2 separate regions of the Homo sapiens genome follow, and region 1 is linked to region 2. Evidence: chromatin loops called from intact Hi-C (ENCODE). Cell type or tissue: dorsolateral prefrontal cortex. All regions are shown on one strand. Each heading gives the region's core, and the rest is flanking DNA. Links, peaks and the distances in the headings are about the cores only.

Region 1 (3,031 bases), core at 218-2,717, 370 kb before region 2:
TTTTACTTTGGAAAGTAGAGCCTGTTTCTAGCCTGTGGAGAGGGGGCTTGGGCTGCTGCTGGTTGGGGGGTCATTGCCATCACTGGGGCTGCCAGAGGAGCCATGAAGGGCAGCGTAGGGGCCTGTATGGAGGGGTCAGCCTAGAACAGGACAGGACATGTCTTCCTCTCCGCCTGGATTTCAGGGGCTGGGTGAGTGCAGATGGAGACATCTGTCATGCTGCGTGCGACCTCTAGACTCAGCAGAATCCCACTTCTCAGCGGTTGGGAGGAGCAGAGTCTTTGAGGCCCCTGCAAGGAAACAGCACAGTGCGAGGCATATGCTTTCTACTTCCACTTTTTTTTCTTTTGCAGGTGGTGGGTGGCAGAAGGGACGGGAATCCGGCTCATGGCCTTGACATCCAGGCAGGCGAGAGAATCTCTAGTTCCATGGTCTTCGCCAAATGGAGTAGGGCCTGAGGAAGGCAGGACGAGCTTCACACCCCCAGGAATATTCCAGAGGGTTATGTGGCTAGCATTTGACCATAGACTGCATGGATCAGAAGCTGCCCACCCAGCACTAACGTTGCTCACTATTAGGCTATTAAGTCCTTTCTATCAACCCAAAAATTCCAGCAGGAAGCCTGGTAAAGAAAACGCTGGCATGTGGGTTCTCTGCTGCCCCCAAACTCTTTATCCACCCCTTTCCCTGAGTTCTCACTCTGTCCCCGCTGTGTTTGGCCCCTAGGTATGTGAAGACCTACCTGTTGCCCGACAGATCCTCCCAGGGAAAGCGCAAGACTGGAGTCCAAAGGAACACCGTGGACCCGACCTTTCAGGAGACCTTGAAGGTACTTGCTGGACAGATATTCCTGTGCAGAGTCCTCCCGAGCCCGGGTGGAGCGCCTGGGGCAGAGTCCAGTGGATGGTGCTTTCAAACTCTTGACTCAGTTAGATATAATACAGACACCTATATGTTTCTTCGCAGCTCTGTCAATCAGTGTTAAGTTGGTAGAAAATAAATGTCAGCCTTTGTACAGGAAAAGTGCAGAGTCTGCCAGACTCAGGAATGGCTTTTGATTAATGATTTCTGAGAAGATGGTGAAAAAGAACCTGGCTGCCTCTTTGTCTCGGGCTAACACCGGGGCACAGGATAATTTTAAACATTAGTTTGTCTTAGTGAATGTTTCTGTCAAAGAGGTGCTCTCAGACAGAGTGCCCTGAAAATTAAACTCCTGAGTTACTGTCTTTGTAAAAGTGCCCCTTTATTGTATTTCTGACAAACTCAGGTTTCTTCTAATTTTATTTTTTTTAAATGAATCCTTTTATGAAAAATCTTACAAAGGAATTGTTTGGGTTTTCACTTTCTATGATACTAGGAAATGTGATTGATGGTTGAGGGCAGAGATGGGGCCATGCGCTCTGATGTCGGGTGGAAGGCTGCAGCTGAGGTCTGGTATCTGCAGAGAGCTGGCTGTGGTGGCCCCAATCTTGGTGCAGGGTGAGGGGGGTAGCCCAGAGCTGCAGAGGCTACCCTGCCGGGGCTGGGCAGCCAGAGGTCCCCTCGTCTCATGCCTATGACAGGAGAGGGCTTTGTTTGCCTTTCTTGGCAAGTAGGGGGTGTCTGTGAGCTGCCAGCCAGGGGCCATCTGGGCAGCTGGCACAGAGCCCTGAGTTCATTAAATAATAATAGCCCTTGTTTCCTGGGTCCCTACTGTGGCCAAGTGCTTTATATACAGCCTGGGGTAATTATTAGAATCCTCATTTACCCACGGGGAAACTGAGACCTAGAGAGTCCTTAGAAATACAGCTCAAAGCCACAAAGGACTGGCAGTTCTCAAAATTTGTGTGCGTAAAATCCCATGGGGATTTACATTTTTAAAACATTTCTTCTTTTCTTTTTTTTTTTTTTTTTTTTGAGATGGAGTTTCACTCTTGGTCGCCCAGGCTGGAGTGCAGTGACATGATCTTGGCTCACTGCAACCTCCACCTCCCAGGTTCAAGCGATTCTCCTGCCTCAGCCTCCTGAGTAGCTGGGATTAAAGGTACCCACCACGATGGCCAGCAAATTTTTTGTGTTTTTAGTACAGATGGGGTTTCACCATGTTGACCAGGCTGGTCTTGAACTCCTGACCCCAGGTAATCTGCCCACCCCGGCCTCCCAAATGCTGAGATTACAGGCTTGAGCCACCACGCCAGGCCTAAATTTCTTATTTTCTAAGATGCCCCTGTACTTAGAACTGGGGATTTTTTTAAAATGCAGATTCTGGGCCGGGCGCGGTGGCTCACGCCTGTAATCCCAGCACCTTGGGAGGCTGAGGCGGGTGGATCATGAGGTCAGGAGATCGAGACCATCCTGGCTAACATGGTGAAACCCCGTCTCTACTAAAAATACAAAAAATTAGCCGGGCGTGGTGGCGGGCGCCTGTAGTCCCAGCTACTTGGGAGACTGAGGCAGGAGAATGGCGTGAACCCGGGAGGCAGAGCTTGCAGTGAGCCGAGATAGCGCCACTACACTCCAGCCTGGGTGACAGAGCGAGACTCCGTCTCAAAAAAAAAAAAAAAAATGTAGTTATATAATTGGAGTTAAAAGGTTACCTACCTTAAAATGTACACAGAATCTCAAAGATATCACTTAAAATTTTTATCCATGGGTCTTATCTAGTATATTGTGAATATTTTATAGTCCTGGGAAACTTTCCAGTTACAATTAAAATAATCGGCATCTCTAATTGATCCTAAATGCAAAATAACCCAACACCGGCCAGCCTCATCCTTAATAGAAATATGCATAAGATGCGAAGGATGGGAAGCCGGGGAGGCCGATCCAGCATTAAAAGTCTCGCTAGAAGCCAGTATTTCCAATCACAATCACACCTTTGTGCAGCACCCAGGCTTTGTGCGACCTGAGGTGAGCCATCAGAGTACGATTCAGGTGGATGAGGCTGTGAGAACTGTCTCCAGCCAGTTTTGAGAGAAGTGCACATCAAATGCGAGGATCTAGAAATTGATCCTCAAATTTTTCTGAGCAGAGTACTTCTTGGCAAGCCTTT
Region 2 (2,792 bases), core at 293-2,792:
GGCTGGGGAGACTTCACAATCATGGTGGAAAGTGAAAGACATGTCTCACATGGCAGCAGGCAAGAGAAAAGAGCTTGTGCAGGGAAACTCCCTTTATAAAACCATCGGATCTCATGAGACTTATTCACTATCATGAGAATAACACAGGAAAGACCCTCTCCATGATTCAGTTACCTCCCACCGGCTCCCTCACACAACATGTGGGAATTGTGGGAGCTACAGTTCAAGATGAGATCTGGGGGGTGGACACAGCCAAACCATATCAGGCTGATTTCTACAATATTTGACTAAAAACTTTTTAATGTATGTAGTTCATATAATTAATTTTCTGCTAAAGAACTTCTAGAAGACAAAATAAAAACCTTTCTTTATGCATTTAAACAGAAAATGGCATAACCTACAGATAGCATTTACTCAGAGGGCGGTTAATCATTTTTTACAAACATGCAGAGTTTGGTAATAATGGCAAGGAAATCTCCTCTCCTCAGCCCACTCCCCAGGATGCAGGACACTCACAATTACTTTAAAATTATGTTTTTGAAGATGTTTCTTCTGTTCCATGTTTCCTGAAGGGGTATTCTTATCTGTTGTCTTATTTCTATTTTTGACTCTAAAATTAATCTTCGGTATTATCACTTTGAGTAGACATTATTATAAAAAGTAAACAGATACTTATCTATATTATCAAAAGTATAATTTGCTACATAATTTATTTATATTTAAATAGAATGTTTTATATTTACATTATAAAAATTAACTATGATTAGTAGAGAATATTTGAAAAATGTAGAAAAATAGAGGCAGATAGATAAATGCTGGTCATATTTTGGTATATTTCTTGTCTGATCCTTTTCAATGCATTTTTACATAGTTGTGATTCTTTTAAAGACACAATTTTGTTTCCTGGTTTTTTTCAGTTAAGATAAAATAGCATACACATTTCCATATTCATCACAAGTTTTTTATGGTTTTGTTATTATGTATTTTTTAATGTTATGGATGCACTGTAATTTAATCTGCCCACATAATTTTAAGGAATTAGATGGTTTCATATTTTTAACAATCATAAACAATGCTATAATAAATATGTTTGTAGGTACTTTTATAATATTTAGGATTATTAGCTTAGAACAAATTACTAGAAGTGTATTTCTGTACTAAAGCTTCTGATGATTTGAAACCTATTTATGCATGTTACCACTACAAAAGGATTGCACCTATTCATTCCCCATCTAGTGTTGTTTAAGTGTGCCCACTTGCCCTGTGCTCGCCAGCAGAGGGGGTGCTCATATTTAAAAATCTTTATTAATTTGATAGGGGAAAATTTTTTACCTTATAACTTGCTTCTATAAACATTATTGTAAGATCGAACATTATACAAATGTTTGTTAACCAGATGTATGTATTTCTTCTTTAATGATTTTTCTATTCGTGCTGCTATTGCAGGCATTTAAATGAAGGACTGTTTAGGTGAATGGCAGGAAAGTGGCATCTGACAGTCAGCCTGATGTGGTTTTCCCTCGGTGCCATGGAAATACTCATGGTGACGCAGAAAATTATGAAAATTAATAGCACCACCAAAAATTAGTACTAGGAGGGAAACTATTGCTGAACAGGGAAGAACATTCCAGAGCACAAATGTCTCCTCTTTTTATTTTGCTCCAAAAAAAATTTGTTAAGCAATATATCCATAATCCATATCATGATTCAAAAATACAGAGAACATCTGTACATTATTTAATAAAAGTACAATATTATTTTTCCTTTACAAAGAGAACACAAGTAATAATTCCTTGAAAGTAAAATGTAACATTCATCTTAAAGCTGCATCAACTTTTTGGATGAAATGTGGTTAAAATGAATACCATAAAATACATAGGAAGAAAGAAACATCAGTAAAACTCTCCTCTGAATGGCAATAGTTATCTTACATTTCCCCTGCCTTAAAATCCCACTTGGCACACATAATGAAGGCTAATCACTGTTGACTAAAAATTAGGAAATTAAGGAAAACCTTAAGCCTTCAATGCCCATAATAAATGTGCCTCATTGTTTTATTCTAAACCATGATGACCTAACCTAGGACAGGGCAGACCGCTGGTTCTGTGGTCATGTGGGAAGCTGCTCTGGGCCAACATTATTGCTCAGAGCAGCCCCTGCCAGGGCTCCTGATGACATGTCAGGAGGCCAAGTGCAGTGGGGATATTGAACAGGAGACAAGCTGTCTGCTGTCCCCATCCATCCCAGCAAGCCCTCCCACTGTTGCTGTCTGTACAGCTGCTTTCGCTGTCCCAGGCAGACTGGAAGACACCCAGCCCCCGTGGCCCTGGCCAATCAATACCGGTCTTATGTCCACTTGTCCAGGGGCTCTGCCTAGCACGAGATGGACAGTCAGCTGCTGCTCAGACAGCCATGAGTCTCCCTGCTTGGCATCTGTGTTCCAGGCAGCAGCACCATGAGCATATTCACAGATACTGGGGTCTCAGTTTAACCAACTCTTTTTTTTTCTTCAATGCAGCGTGCTTCCTCGTATAGGAAAACCGGAGGATTTCCTCAAATTGCTGAGTGATAATGTAGCACTGAGACCAGGGAAAATGATTTTGCTTCTCCTCTGAGTAAAACACTGCTTTCCTTACAGGTAAATCACACAGCCATGGAGGCACCCACATCTTTGGCTCAGATGAAGCTGCCAGAGTGACCCACTGGGTCCAGCGCAGATGCCCTCAATTCAAGAGATGGGTCTGGAGCTGGGCAGGTGTGGAGGGGGGTCTGGTCCAAGACTAAGTCCCTGA

Evidence for each region. Peaks named below come from ENCODE experiments on the same cell type or tissue, not always from the same donor. Only the 100,000 strongest peaks of a DNase experiment are listed, where the experiment ranks them.
Region 1: a loop joins it to region 2, with 5 times the contacts of the local background. A loop is called at or near these places in 2 of 110 quality-filtered maps.

The regions. Positions count from the first base shown.
Region 1 is chr6:158,751,202-158,754,232 of GRCh38, forward strand. SYTL3 (synaptotagmin like 3) reads left to right here. Exons shown (of 18, transcript NM_001242394.2): 13 at 727-829. Among named protein-coding and RNA genes, the nearest start is that of MIR3918, 12 kb to the right of the region's middle. In dorsolateral prefrontal cortex, for the core only: a CTCF peak has its summit at 1,564; a DNase peak (open chromatin) is centred at 1,570; H3K4me3 peaks cover 893 bases; H3K27ac peaks cover 330 bases.
Region 2 is chr6:159,123,919-159,126,710 of GRCh38, forward strand. No RefSeq gene overlaps it. Among named protein-coding and RNA genes, the nearest start is that of FNDC1, 44 kb to the right of the region's middle. RefSeq lists an enhancer at 839-2,792. In dorsolateral prefrontal cortex, for the core only: CTCF peaks have their summits at 1,264 and 1,464; a DNase peak (open chromatin) is centred at 2,263; H3K4me3 peaks cover 637 bases; H3K27ac peaks cover 1,672 bases.